3 separate regions of the Homo sapiens genome follow, and all the other regions are linked to region 2. A link is a contact called in ENCODE Hi-C or POLR2A ChIA-PET data. All regions are on one chromosome and are shown on one strand. Each heading gives the region's core, a stretch centred on a gene start or an enhancer-like site at or near the end of the contact. The rest is flanking DNA. Distances are from core to core; before and after follow the strand shown. Region 1 holds the start of ZNF592 (zinc finger protein 592). Region 2 holds the start of WHAMM (WASP homolog associated with actin, golgi membranes and microtubules). Region 3 holds the start of TMC3-AS1 (TMC3 antisense RNA 1).

Region 1 (4,541 bases), core at 1,567-4,066, 1.9 Mb before region 2:
CAAACTTCAGTGGTCTGGCTCCAGAGCCAGTGGGCTCTGAATTCAGGCAGACGTGCTTTGAATCCAGGCTATGTTACAAATGTGGCTTTGAATAAGTCATCTATCCCCTCTGCATTTATTTCTTTGTAAAATGGGTATGATAACCTCTTTTTCTTAGGGTGTAGAGAGGACTAAGTTAAATACAATAATGTATGCAGAAGTCTTTAAAATTGGTTCTCCCACCTGGCAGGTACTCCATAAATGTTAATTCATTTTTGCCTTCCCTTCCTAAAAGCTGGATGAAGCAGACTCACAGAGGCAAAGGATCTCCCCCAGACTGCTTGAGGCTTTTCCAAACAGATCAGGTAGTTAAGCCACTCAACCCAGAAAGCCTTGCCTTACCTGCTTATCTCAAAAGTCCATTCCCTGCACAGGGGCTAGACACCTTTTAAAATGTAAATATCATGTCATTCCCTTAAACCCTTCAAAGGTTCCTAATTACACTGGAGATACAAACCAAACTAAGGAGGGAGGCATTCTGCCCCCAAGGCCCCATTGCTCTAATTTGGCCCTAGTCTCCAGACTAATCTCCCCTCTCCCTTTCCCCCTCCAGCCCCACAGGCCTCTTTCACTTCCTCCTTGCTACAGTCAGCTCCACACATGGTTAACTCTTAACCCTCCTTCAGATCTTGGCCTAAACATCACTTCCCCAGGGAAGGCTTCCCTGAGCCCCCAACTCAAATCGGTCTCTTACCCCTCTCTTCAGCTTTCTCTTCTTATATTCACTATAGTTTGAATTATTAGTTTACCACTTCCAAGTTTTACTCGAAAGACACCTTCTTAGGAAGCCTTCCCAGGCCACCGTATAATATAAATTCAACTACCACCCCTGATACCTCAGATTCTCCTTCCCTGCTTCCTTCTTCTCCTTAGCATTTCACACTTTTTAACAGACTATATTTTTGTTATATATTTTATTTATTGTCTTCTCCCCCACTCCCAGGAAAGCACCACAAGGGCAATCATTTTTGCTTTCTTTGTTCACTGCATCTAGAACAATGCCTAACACGTATTTGTTGACAAATATTTGTTGTTGAATAAATTTCCACGACTATTTATTTATTTTGAGATGGAGTCTCACTCTGTAGCCCAAGCTAGAGTGCAACGGCACGATCTCAGGTCACTGCAACCTCCGCCTCCCGGGTTCAAGCAATTATCGTGCCTCAGCCTCCCAAGTAGCTGGGATTACAGGCATGCACCACCACACCCGGCTAATTTTGTATTTTTTTAGTGGAGACGGGGTTTCACCATGTTGGTCAGGCTGGTCTCGAACTCCTGATCTCAGGCGATCCACCCGCCTCGGCCTCCCAAAGTGCTGGGATTACAGGCGCGAGCCACCGCGCCCGGCCACGACTATTAATTATTAGACTTTCCCAATGGCTAAGAACTAAAACATGGTATCTTTCTGGCTTACCAATGTACTCCCAACACCTAGCTCAGTGCCTGGCACAGAGTAAGTGCTCAGTAAAAATTTATTTAATGAATCAAAGCCACAACTAGTTGAAAAATTGGAAAATGATCAAAATGGACGCACTAGCACCACACTTCTGCCCCTTTCACTGTGTAACGTAACAGTGAGGTTGAGGAAACAGACTACTAAAATACCACCAAGCATCCACCAGGCCAGGAATCTGTCTGTCCACATCCTCCGCACTCTGCCACACTGTGCACCACACTGCACCCGCGACAGAAGCACCCTACAGGCCCTCCATGAGCACAGGCCTGAACTCAAGTGGGCAAACCATAAGCCAAATACCGTCTTACTCCCCAAGTCCCATTCTTCTACTGCCAGTCCTATTCTAGACTAGTCCTGGATGCCAAACATGCTTCCCTGGGTGGGCCTGTGGACTTATTCCAATCCAGGACCTTTAATGCCACCTTTGGCCTACTCAAAAAATGGTTTAAAATCCCTAAACAGCTTCAATAATCCTGCAGTACTCAGGAGCAGGCATACCTAAGGTCATACGGACCCCTCCCCCTCACAAACGCTGATCCAAGGCCAGGAGGCCATCTGTCCAGCAGACGCTCTCCTGTCCTCCCTCAGGTCACACTGAGCCTCCCGCCAACCCCCTCGTTGGCAGGAAGAGCCCTTGCAGAGAGACAATTTTCACCCTGATCAACAGGCCTGGTCACCCCTGAGGACCCCAACTCTGGAGCTCTAGGAATACCTGTCTGCTCCGGGAGAAACCTTCCTCAGGGTCAGAACTTGGGCTCAGGGGAGGGGAGTACTGAGGAGCGCCAAAGAGGGTCGTTCCCCGAAGTGTCTGCCCTGTGACGGCGACAGCTCTTCGGGCGGCGGGGACGGTCGGGCTGACAGGCCGTCCCAGAGGGAGAAAGTGGCACCGTTATCCGTGCCCGGGCTGGGGGCCGCCGGCTATCGCCGAGGGCGGCCGCACGTCCCGCCCAGCGCGGAGGACAGCAGCGTGCCCGGCCTGCCAAGGAGCGGCGGTCGCAGCGGCGGTCGCAGCGGCGGAAGGGGCCGGCGCCCGACGGCCGGGGGCGGGGTGGGGTGGCGGCCCGGGCCCGCCAGGCGGCGGTCGGGGGAAGTGGCTGCCGCCTCTGGCGGCGGCCAGGGTCCGCCAGGCTGCAGGGCCGGGCCCCGGCTCGGGCTCGGACTCGGTCCCGGCTGCGATCCTCCCGGGCCCAGGCTGGGGCTGCCCCGGCCCGCAGGCCCCGCTCGGCCCGGCCCGCGGGGGGCGCTTACCTGGCGGCGGCGGCGGCGACTGCAGGCCAGAGTCTCGGCCGCGCGCGTCCCCAGCGCCGGCTGCGGGAGCCACAACATGGCGACGGCGATGGCGGGCGGGGCTGCGGCTCCGGGGGCGGAGCGGGGGCGGGAGCCGGCCTGGCGGCGGGACCTGGCTGGGGCTGCCGCGGCGGGGGATTGGGGGGGGGGGGGGGCAGGCGGAAGGCGACTCGGACCTGGGCACCGGCCCAGGACGGTGCGGTGGAGGGGCTGCCCCGGCCTGGGCCCGGCCTCCCGCCTCCCGCCTCCCGCCCGAGGCGGGCTGCGCGGCGCAGGCCCGGCGACGGCGACGACGGCGGCGGCGGGTAGGGCGGGGCGGGACGCGACGGGACGGGGCGGGGCGGGGACGGCGCCGCTCAGGGCTGGACCCCCGACCCCGGCCGGCCCCCGCCCGGCTCCAGTCCCCGCCACCCGTGCTAGGCACCCTGTGCGGTCGGGCAGGCAGCCGCTGCCAGCGACCTGGGCCTCTTGTCCTCTGACGCGCCTCGGGGCAGGGGCAGGGGCCGAGGCCGCCCACTAGAGGAACAGGATCTGCCTACGCAGCTGTCTCGCCCGGCAAAGAGCGCCCAGGACCCGGGACTGCGTCCTCTTCACTGAGACCTGGCGCATAGGGGGCCTAGTCGAGGCTGTTAAGTGAAAGCAAGCAGGGGTGGCGTGGGCCTGGCGCTCAGGTGCGCCCTAAATGTTTGGTCATAGCTGGCTACAAGGACATTCGCGCAGGCTTGGAGGTGCGGGGCAGCCTGACGTGTTGCCTCTGGGGTAACCGAGGGACGCGCGGCAAACAGAGATGGAGGACTGGCAACGGGTGCCTCGAAGAGGTAGACTGGGAGATCTCTCAGGGTTACTGGGGAAACGATGACTGTGCAGGGTGAGAACTCAGTGAGTCTGGCAGAAGGCTGGGAGGGTGACCGGCAGGACCTTCCAAGAACCCGGCGTACCTGGAAACTGGGTCCGCAGCATTAGGGCGGCAGCAAGGTCAGGGTGTGGGAACACGGAGATGAGGCCCTGGTGACTAGGAGTGAGCACACACTGCTAACCATGGAGAAATTCCTTCTCCAGGAAGGAGATGCAAATGTGCAAGATGGCTGGAACTAACATGCAGCCGGAGCCTGCTGTGCACCAGGCACAGAACTGAGTTGAAGAGCTTGTCTAAAGAGTATGTTAGCCAATGAAGCAATGGAGTTAATAAAGGGTGATGATTTCAAATGTTTGGCAGTGAGAGAGAGAAAAGTAGGCCTGGAGCTCAAGAAGTACCAAGAGTAAAGGAGAAAGTTGGGTCCTACTGTGGAAGCTGAGGCAAAAGCATCCCTTAAGCCGAGAAGTTTGAGTTCAGCCTGGGCAACATAGCGAGACCCTCCCTCTCTGCAAAAGAGTAAAGGGAAAAGTTGATTGTTTTTTGTTTTTTTTTTTTGTCTTTGGAGACGGAGTTTCGGTCTCGCAGCCCAGGCTGTAGTGCAATTGCGTGGTCTCGGCTCACTGCAACCTCTACCTCCAGAGTTCCAGTGATAATCCAGCCTCAGCCTTCAAAGTAGCTGGAATTACAGGCGCACGCCACCATGCCTGGCTTTTTTTTTTTTTTTTTTTTTTTTTTTTTTTGAGAGAGAGTTTCGCTCTTGTTGCCCAGGCTGCAGTGCAATGGCACAATCTCGGCTCACTGCAACCTCTGCCTCCTGGGTTCAACCGATTCTCCTGCCTCAGCCTCCCGAGTAGCTGGGATTACAGGCATGCGCCACCATGCCTGACTAATTTTGTATTTTTA
Region 2 (5,032 bases), core at 1,279-3,778:
TATTCCCATGAAGCCCTTAGCAGTCACCTCATTTACAGAGCCTCAACTGTGGTTCCAGTCTCTGCTGGTTACTGCTTCTGCTGCAGGGCAGAAAATAAACTGAACAGTGTATAATCTAGGTGGACTCACTTGGCAGGAAATTATTTTACTCCCAGAAGAAGAGAAATAAAATCAAATAATATAGATTTTTTTCAACCAATACATTCTTAAATTCTCCTATTTCCATCCTTCTGCTTAAGGATAAAGTGATCTACTTTCAGCTATAGTTTTTTATCCAGGTAATAATATTATGGGTTTTTTTTTTAAGTGAAAGCCTCACTGAACAAAATCAAAACACACACGCAAAAGTAAACTTAAGGCAAGTGATACATTTCAGCCTTATTTCTTAAACTATTCAGAAAAATTCCAGAGTTAAAACATTCAGCTTCATTTTATATATCCTAGCAATACTAGCAATTGGTCTAATTCTAGAATCAATTGCTTTTCCATTCTAAATATTAAAATTATATATTTGAACACGTTTTGAATTTAAGCTTCCTCTCCCAACCCCTCATTTTTAAGTTCCAGATAAATATGTGAACTACACTAACGTGAACGGCTAGCTCAACAGTATGAACTACATTCATGCTATAGTACCCCAGAGTGAACTTAAATTTGGGAAAACTATAACTTTTCTGATAGTATTTACTACAGTAAAATACATCATAAACATGTTCGATTTTAAGGAGAAACCACCTATCTCTGTGAGAAACCGAGTGTGTAAAAAACAAGTCTGATACAAAATGATATCATTTTTGAAACTCCCCTGTGGGTTCCTCATATCCTAAGGTGAAGACGATAAAGTTGAAGATCAAACGCTGACTGGCCTGAAACTCCCCTGTGGTTTCCTCATATTCTAAAGTGAAATCAACACGAGAAGTGGGTGTGTAGATATTTACACATAAAACCCACAGTACAAAAATGACCCCACTAACGAGCTCCTTTTATAAAACCATTTTAATTTGGAAAGCTTATTCTACATTTAGCTTAGGCTGAATTCTTCTCTTCACTTCCCCTTCCTCAGAAGAATGCACAGAAAAAAATCATTCAGGTTAATAACAGCAGTGAGCCGAGACTCCAGCCTGGCTCTCCTTAATAAACTGTGGGTGTGGACTTAGAAGGCATATTTTCTCCTAAACCCTTCTGTGAACTTGTACTTCCCCTCCCCTTAGGTTCAGTAAGTTTACCACTCAAATAATTACTCTCTCTCAAACTACCTCTTTCAAGCTTAAAAGGGCACTAATGCGGTCATTCCAAACTGATGAATAAAGTTCACCTTCTGCCGGCTTTCCATTTGACCAAGTATATATTACTTAAAACAAAACACCCTATCTCCTAAAAGCCATTTCTTCCTCTAAACCATTTTATCCCATTTGCGACGTCCCCTCATACACAGGAATTGCTTACATTTAGTCCGTGTTATTCTTTCCTACATGGATGGGTTGTTTTCAGTCTTGCTTGCAATATTTCTGGCATTTCCTGTTACAACATCCTGCTCTGCCAGCATCTTCAGGGCAAAAGTTGGGGGCCTAGCCCAGCTCCCAGCTGCAAGTACACTAGGCTCTAACTTCGCTTGTCCTCTCTGCAGACCCTCCCGCAGCTCCCGCCGGTTTCCCGCAGCGGTCCCGCGCAGGTGACGGCACTGGGGAGCCCGCGGCCTTCTCCGCCCGCCGGCTCCTCCCCGTCAGCCGTCAGCCAGGGCTCTCGGCGCCGGGGGAGCCTCCCACAGTGTCCCAGGCCATGGAAGCGCGGACGAACGCCGGCGACCGGGCCTCGCTTACCTGGCGCAGCCGCGCGTCCGCCTCGACCCACCGCGCGCGCAAGGCCCGCTCCCGGAACTCGCGCGGGCTTTCGCAGTCGGCCGCGCCGCCCTCAGCCGGGAAGAGTGCGTCGCGCACTGTGGCGCCGCCGCAGCCGTCGGCCGCCGCGCCCAGATAGCGTTCCAGCTGCCCGCACAGCTCCTGCAGCGCCGCCTCGCCGGGACCCGCGCGCGTCGGCCACAGCAGCGCCCACAGCCCGAGCCCCAGACCCCAGGCCCCGCCGCCGCCCACGTCCAGCTCCGGCGGCAGCCGCGGGAAGCAGCGCTCCAGAGGCGGCCACAGCGCCGCCAACTGCCGGTGCGCGCCGCGGAGCCCCGCGGCCGAGAGCAGGCCGGCCCAGCTGGACGGGGAGACGGCGGCCTCAGGCTTGGGCTCGGGCTCGGGCCCCAACCGGGCCCCCTCGCGCAGCCGCCGCTGCTGCGCGGTACGGTCGTGACAAGTCACAGCGAACTTGCCCTCCGCGCCGTTCCAGGCCACCAGGAAGCGCAGCCGGTGCCTCTCGGGCTCGGCGAAGAGGCCCTCCCGGACCGGCACCCAGCCCTCCAGGCTGTCAGGCTGCTCGTCCTCCATGGCTGTCGGCAGCAGCGGCCCTAGGGCTCGGCGGGCGCGGGCCTGGCCTCCTCGCACCGCCTGTCACGGGACAGTCCGAGCCAAATCATTTTTCGCTAGAATCGAAACCGCGTCAGTGCCCCAGCAGCACCCTGGCCCCCGGCACTTCTGATTGGCTGGCTGCCGGAGGTGGGGCTTACAAGAGGCATTCGGGGTTGGTTGGGTGATAGACGAGAGGGCCAGCGACAACCAATGAAAAGGTGAGAAGGTCTCCCTCAGGAGTCAATCATCTCGCAACCTGTTCAGGAGTCTGGGAAATACAACTCTTGCCTCACCTTTTCCACCCAATACATACGGACGTTGGAAAAATATCTGTTGAATCGGCGAGTTATTGTATTAGTCTCCCACACTAAACTATGAACTTGAGAACAGGGACCAAGCTGATTTTCTTTTCTATCATCAGGGCCCTATTGAGTACATGGTTCACGCCCTTAAGAATGTCACAAATGCGTTGGGGAGATGAAATATAAACTCGATAGTCATTTATTGAGGGCCTCTAAGTGCCAAGTACTGGGCAAGAAGCCGCAAATTTATTTTTGTCAATTCAACAAACTTTTATTGAGTGTCGGCTGTGTGTCAGTATTGAGGGGGTGGAGTAAGAGGGGGAATTCAGGGCACTGCAGCTCCCAACCAGGGTGTTTAAATACAATCTGTGTTCTAACTCTTCACTTTAGAGTTAAGGAAACGGAGGCCCAGACAAACTTAAGATACACCGACACTCGGGCTCGACATGCCCCCCTGGCTACGGAAGGCCTGTTTAAGGAGATATCAGGAAATCCAGTTTACGTGTCAGGGTGGAGCTAAATCTGTTCATGCAACAAGCACCAAGACGGCCCTAGTCTCTGCCTAGGAAATGTGCAGTGTAGACTGAGAAATACAGTCCATGTCAGCTCCCATCCTGGGAGTGCACTGAGACAGGTGGTGGGAATGGGAGGAGGAAAGGAGGGAGATGCCAGGAAGCTGGGATCAGGAGCCGTTTGCCAAAGCAAGGCCTGTGAGGTGTTGATTCGGGAACAAGTGAAAGTGTTTGTGAAGGTTTTGAGCTGGGAAAAGTTGGAATCAGATTTTGTACTTGCTGTTATCCCCAAGGGTAAACAATAAGCAAACGAAAAAATCAGGGCGAAGCTAAAGCTCTAGTTAGGGCATCTCTCTGCCTTGAAAATGACCTCAAGAAATCTAGGAACCTCTGTGGAATGCAACTTGAAGATGGAAAGGTGCCTTTGTCTGAAGGTCCCTCCCCTTTTATGCCTGCTGCCGGTGTGAGGGTTGGGGATTGGGCCCTGGGACTCAGTCACTCAGTCTTCTTGGAGAGATAAACTTTTAGCTGAAGTGATTGATTTTCCCCTATTTTAATATACTATTTTAACTAATATGAGTTACTTATGATTTTTAACAGTCTGTTTTAAATATCTTTCTTGTATATTCCTCACATTATATCTTTTTACTATCTGCTTTATACTGTGTTATTTCTGTTAGTTTTCTTATCTATTTGGTTTTTCAAGCGGAAACTGTCAATCTTTCTAATTATAAAATTGTCGTGGGTGGCTGGGTGCAGTGACTAACACCTGTAATCCCAGCACTTTTGGAGGCCGAGGTGGGCGGATCAGTTGAAGTCAGGAGTTCGAGACCAGCCTGGCCAAAATGGCCAAACCCCGTCTCTACTAAAAATACCAAAAAAAAAAAAAAAAAGAGAGAGAAAAAGAAAAGTTAGCCGGGCGTGGTGGTGCATGCCCTATAATCCCAACTACTCAGGAGGCTGAGGCATCAGAATTGCTTGAATCCAGGAGGCAGAGGTTACAGTGAGCCGAGATTGCACCACAGCATTCCAGCCTGGGCGAAACAGTGAGACTCTGCCTCAAAAAAAAAAGAAAAGAAAAAATAAAATTATCCTCTCTCTATATATTAATATATGTCTTAGTCCATTCAGGCTGCTATAACAGAATACCATTGAGTGGGTGGCTTGTAAACAACAAACATTTATTTCTCATGGTTCTGGAGGCTGGAAAGTCCAAGATTAAAGCACCAGCAGATTCAGTGTCTGGTAAGGAAGGGCTGCTTCTTGGTTCGTAGATACCTGTATTCTTACTGCATCTTCACATGGAAGAGCTCTCTGGGACCCCCAATGTAATGGCACTAATTTTATTCATGAGGGCTTGCCTTCATGACCTAATCACCTCCCAAAGGCCACATTTCCAAATACCATCACATTGGGGATTTGGTTTCAACATGGGAATTTTAGGGGAATATAAACTGTCTATAGCATATGTATATATATGTATGATGGTTAATTTTAATGTGTCAACTTGATTGGGTCACCAGGTGTTTAGTCAGACATTATTCTGGGTGTGTGTGTGTGATGGTGTTTCTGGATGAGATTAACCTTTGAGTTAGTAGACTGAGTAAAACTGGTTGCCCTCCCTCATGTGAGTGGGCCTCATCCAATCGATTGAAGGTCTGAATAGAACAAAAGCTTGAATAAGAGGGAATTCTTCCTGCCTAACTGCCTTCAAGTGGGAATATGGGTTTTTTTCCTGCCTTCCAACTCAAATGGAAACATTGGCTCT
Region 3 (4,668 bases), core at 591-3,090, 1.5 Mb after region 2:
GAGTCACTGGATCAAAGAACAAGTAGAGTAAAATTTTAATATATGTTGTTATTCTGTTCCCAGGAGGTTGCATACATTTGTACTCTCATCCGCTGTGTAACAACTATTTCTCCATACCCTCACCAACACAGGGTATAAACAAACTTCATGTTTGTCCATCAATAGGTTTTAAGAAAAGCCTCTCCTTGCTTTAATTTTTAATTCCCTAACAATGAGTGAGGTTCTGCATCTTTTTATAGCTTTGTTAGCCATGTCAATTAATTTTTCCACAAAGTATCTTTCCATGTCTAATGCATTCTTTTTGTTTATGGGGTTGTCTGAAAATTGCTTAATGATTTGTATGAGCCCTTGGTTCGATAAGAAAACTTATGTGTTAAAGTGTGTCCCGATTTTTTTCTCATATTATCTAACTTTTTATGAAATTTTGATGTGCTTAATTTTTTAATGGGATTAATTTACTAGTCTTTTCTTTTATGGGTCCTAAGAGTATTTACATGCGTTACTTCCCTCTCTCTTCACAAGGGCATAGGGAACATTTATTTGTTTGTTTGTTTATTTTTATTACTTTTTGAGACAGGATCTTGCTCTGCAGCCCAGGCTGGAGTGCAGTGGCGCGATCACGGTTCACTGCTGCCTCTGCCTCCCGGGTTGAAGCGATCCTCCCACCTCAGCCCCCCCAAGTAGCTGGGATTACAGCCCCGCGCCACCATGCCCGGCTAATTTTTGAATTTTTAGTAGAGACGGAGTCTCGCCATGCTGCTCAGGCTGGTCTCGAACTCCTAGGTTCAAGTGATCTCCTGCCTCAGCCTCCCAAAGTGCTGGGATTACAGGCGTGAGCCACCGGACCCCGCCAGGAACATTTATGATGTATCCCATTTCACCTTGGAGTAAACTGAAGCTCAAAGAATAATGAGTGAAACTGGGTTTAGATCTTGAGCTCCCTAATTCCCCATCCAGGTCTTCTTCACAGCCTGGCTGCCCTTCACATCTTCCAAAAAGGTCTTTCAAGTTGTCAATTTGTTTACACTACTCTTCCAAACATTTATATCGAAAGTTTAAAGGAAACAATAAGTACATAAAAAAGAAAGATAAGAAATAGACCTCAGTATTAACCTTTTCAAATATTTAGTTGGTGATAGCGCAGAAGAGGGGAAACCGAGGCTGTCCTTGCCATTCACGCTGTGAAGATGCGACCCTGGCTCACTCCCCGCAGCTCCAGGGCAGCTGGAAGCAGAGAACTCCCATATCTCTAATAAAGCCGGGCCTCTCGCAGATGTCAGCGCATTGCATTGACTCCTGGACACCTGCACTAAAGGCCCTTCAGGCACCTCCAACTAAATATGCCCAGAACTGAACTCACCCTATCTCTTCTCCATCTCAGGTAAGCTGCCAGGTGGCCAAGGCTGGGAGTCATGATGCTTTCTCCTTCTGAACATCCACAATCGGGGGCAGAGACCTTCACCTTCCATCTCCTAAACACTCTACGATGGGTCCTCTTCTCTTCACCCCCACTCCCCGCACCCCTGCCACACACCTCTCCCACCATTGCACGCGCCCAGTCTCCACGCGCATTTCCTCTCCCACCCTGCAGCAGCCGCCCTAGCATATTACCTCTAATGCAAATCGCACCACTGTCCCGCAGGCTGAAAGCCTCGGTGCACTCAGGACAAGAGTCCACGCTTCTTAAACAAACGGTCGACGTTGTCCGCGACCTGGCCCGGCCCAACGGGTCAGACCGTCATTGGCCATCTCACAGTCCCGGCGCTCCAGAGCCCCTCCCACAGCGGGACATGAAGGAGGCGGATACGGCTGGACCTTACCCGGCCCGCCCAAGGCGTCCGGGACCCGCCCAGGCGCTGACGCTAACTGGAGAGCCTGGCCCCGCGGTCTCCTTGTCCTGCCAATCTCCGGGAGGCGGGATCCGTCTGAGGGCCTGGACCAATTCGGGAGCGGGGGCGCGGAAAGAGGCGGGGCTACGAGCTCCTCCCAGAGCTCCAGCCTCCAGGCACCCGGGATCCAGCGCCGCCGCTCATAACACCCGCGACCCCGCAGCTAAGCGCAGCTCCCGACGCAATGGACCCGGCGCTGGCAGCCCAGATGAGCGAGGCTGTGGCCGAGAAGATGCTCCAGTACCGGCGGGACACAGCAGGCTGGAAGATTTGCCGGGAAGGCGTGAGTGAGGAGCTGGGCGGGAAGGGGTCGCGGAGACGGCTTCGTGGAGCCCGGGTCCCCAGAAGCCCCCAAGCGCCTCCTCTCCCCGTTGTTTTCTGCTCCCCAATCCCCTGGACCCGATTGAGAGGGATTCCAATGGGGATTGTTTTCTTCTTTAAAAAAAAGATTGGGCCTGTTATGCTCACAATGACTTCAGGTGGTAAGTATCTGTTCCTTTCACTCAGTGACTTGCCCAAGGTCACCTGGCTGTTGAATGCTGTTTAGGACTGGATGTTTCTGTGACAGTGGTAAAAGTAAATAAATTGCATTTAAGGGGTAAGCAGGTGTTTAAAAACAAAACAAAATGAAAGAATGTGGTCGCAGCTAAGGAGGTTTTTACATGTTGTTTAAATCCAGTAAAGTCTGATCCAGCATCTGATGCATACTAAGGTTTTCTTCTGTGTTCATTACAGCATGAACCCCTCTCTTTGTCGTTGCCAGAGGGTAGCATGGGAGTAGTTTTGCTTGACCCTTCTGACTTTTCATTACAGCATGAACCCCTCTCTTTGTCGTTGCCAGAGGGTAACATGGGAGTAGTTTTGCTTGACCCTTCTGACTTTTCATTACAGCATGAACCCCTCTCTTTGTCGTTGCCAGAGGGTAGCATGGGAGTAGTTTTGCTTGACCCTTCTGACTTTTCATTACAGCATGAACCCCTCTCTTTGTCGTTGCCAGAGGGTAGCATGGGAGTAGTTTTGCTTGACCCTTCTGACTTTTCATTAAGTAGCCCTGGGTTGCTCAAGGAAACAGAATGCCTGGTGGCTTTTAAGATAATTTTAAAAACCACCCACGGCTCTTGGAGTCAGCCAGTTAAGATCTTTTTCTTCATCACATTCTGCTGTGGGGACAGCTTTGCCCAAGACTAGTCCCAGCTTTTCCACGTATGGGTTGCACAGCCTTGGAGAGTCGTATCTCTTGAGGCCTCTTACCCCTCTTCTGTAGAACAGGGGATTAAGCCAGGTGACCAGAGCCCTTCTAGCTCTAAAATTCTGTGGTTCTGTGCCTTTTGACAGAATGGAGTTTCAGTTTCCTGGAGGCCATCTGTGGAGTTTCCAGGGAACCTGTAAGTGCATGCCTCGTTCAAAGATTACCAGAGGTGCCGCACCCTTCCTGGTATCTTTATGGGCCTGCCTCCTAAAATATTCAAATCAACCCTATAACCTGTGATCACTTGTCCTCCAGAAAAGCCTTACTGTTTTTAATGAAATCATTTCCAGCAAACTGTATTCTTGTGAAAGCTTACTGTCCATTTCTGCAGGCCTGAAGGGAGGCGGGGCTAGTGACTTTCAGCCCCTTCTCTGCAAGTCTGTCCTAAAGAGTAGTGACAGACATGGCATGGTCCACCTTCTAGTCCTTAGATACAATCTCAAGATAACAAGTTTGATTGATGCGTTGGGGTCAAATTCCTTTTCGTGCTCCAGGTACCGAGGAGAAGGCATTGTATATGGGACACTAGAGGAGGTGTGGGACTGTGTGAAGCCAGCTGTTGGAGGCCTACGAGTGAAGTGGGATGAGAATGTGACCGGTTTTGAAATTATCCAAAGCATCACTGACGTAAGTCTTTCCAAGCATGTTATCTCTAGATAGTGTCTGGGCCAGGCTATAGTAACCCCCTCCCATTTCTTCTGGAAGGGGTCCGTGATACCTTTTGTTAAGGGGGTGTGTCCTGCAAGCACAGGCTGCCCACTGCTTGCAGCATTGGAGGCCTGCCTCAGCCCAGTTTCCCGGTGGGAAACCTCATGACTCAGAGAGGGAGAGAAGCCCCAAACAGAGTCTCTGCGGGGAGCATACCTGTTCCTTGTGTGGGGCTGCTGCACTAGGCAACACAGGATCCTCAGCCCCTGGCACCCACTTCCCTGAAGCCTGGGCCAGTAGCAGCTCCACGTACCTGCATGACCCCAGTTACCCTCTGGTATGAGGGTCTTCACGCTTTTTGCTTACATGCATCCAACAGATTTTTGAGAAATTATGCATCATCCTCACACATCCAGTTGATGTCTATTAATAACATTTAGTTTACAACTAAATTTTCATAAGTTGCAAAGCATGTCATTTTTGACATGTAAATCTCAGTTTTGAACAAAGCAATGACATCATTCTTTTAGATGTGTCTAAATAATATATAAATTTTTACTTAAAATACATGAACAAGGTTTTTTAAATCATCAGAAATGGTATATAGCTGTTTTCCTGGAACTCAAATTTCCATTCCACATAGCCCTCTGAATTTTATCCTAATACAATACATGTTTATTCTTGGAAGTCATCATCTTGCATCATAAATATGCATAGAAATAGAAGTTTTTTTAATCATATATTTCATGTAATCATGAGACTAATTTTTTTTTTTTTTGAGACGGAATCTCACTCTGTCGCTAGGCTGGAGTACAGTGGCGTGATCTTGGCTCACTGCAGCCTCTGCCTCCTGGGTTCAAGTGATTCTCCTGCCTCAGCCTC

Evidence for each region. A loop is a pair of places that touch in the nucleus more often than their neighbours do. ChIA-PET counts read pairs that join two places held with the same protein, here RNA polymerase II (POLR2A). Pooled maps may share reads with other maps.
Region 1: a loop to region 2 is called in a pooled map, with 6 times the contacts of the local background. The contact joins the promoter of ZNF592 here to the promoter of WHAMM in region 2. A Hi-C loop is called at or near these places in 2 of 37 single-sample maps with no recorded cell type and 8 of 50 pooled maps. POLR2A ChIA-PET finds 5 or more read pairs at or near these places in 1 of 52 experiments (naive thymus-derived CD8-positive, alpha-beta T cell).
Region 3: a loop to region 2 is called in a pooled map, with 7 times the contacts of the local background. The contact joins the promoter of TMC3-AS1 here to the promoter of WHAMM in region 2. A Hi-C loop is called at or near these places in 4 of 50 pooled maps.

Annotation. Positions count from the first base shown.
Region 1 is chr15:84,746,867-84,751,407 of GRCh38, reverse strand. It overlaps ZNF592 (zinc finger protein 592), which reads right to left and starts at 2,816. Exons shown (of 11, transcript NM_014630.3): 1 at 2,744-2,816. RefSeq lists enhancers at 1,845-1,924, 2,453-3,292, 3,365-3,664 and silencers at 2,325-2,814, 2,875-3,294.
Region 2 is chr15:82,807,124-82,812,155 of GRCh38, reverse strand. It overlaps WHAMM (WASP homolog associated with actin, golgi membranes and microtubules), which reads right to left and starts at 2,528. Exons shown (of 10, transcript NM_001080435.3): 1 at 1,821-2,528. The coding sequence starts at 2,429. RefSeq lists silencers at 1,623-1,792, 2,013-2,122, 2,143-2,272.
Region 3 is chr15:81,321,505-81,326,172 of GRCh38, reverse strand. It overlaps TMC3-AS1 (TMC3 antisense RNA 1), which reads right to left and starts at 1,840. Exons shown (of 7, transcript NR_120365.1): 1 at 1,612-1,840. It overlaps STARD5 (StAR related lipid transfer domain containing 5), which reads left to right and starts at 2,032. Exons shown (of 6, transcript NM_181900.3): 1 at 2,032-2,172; 2 at 3,225-3,274; 3 at 3,633-3,765. The coding sequence starts at 2,074. RefSeq lists a silencer at 1,491-1,540.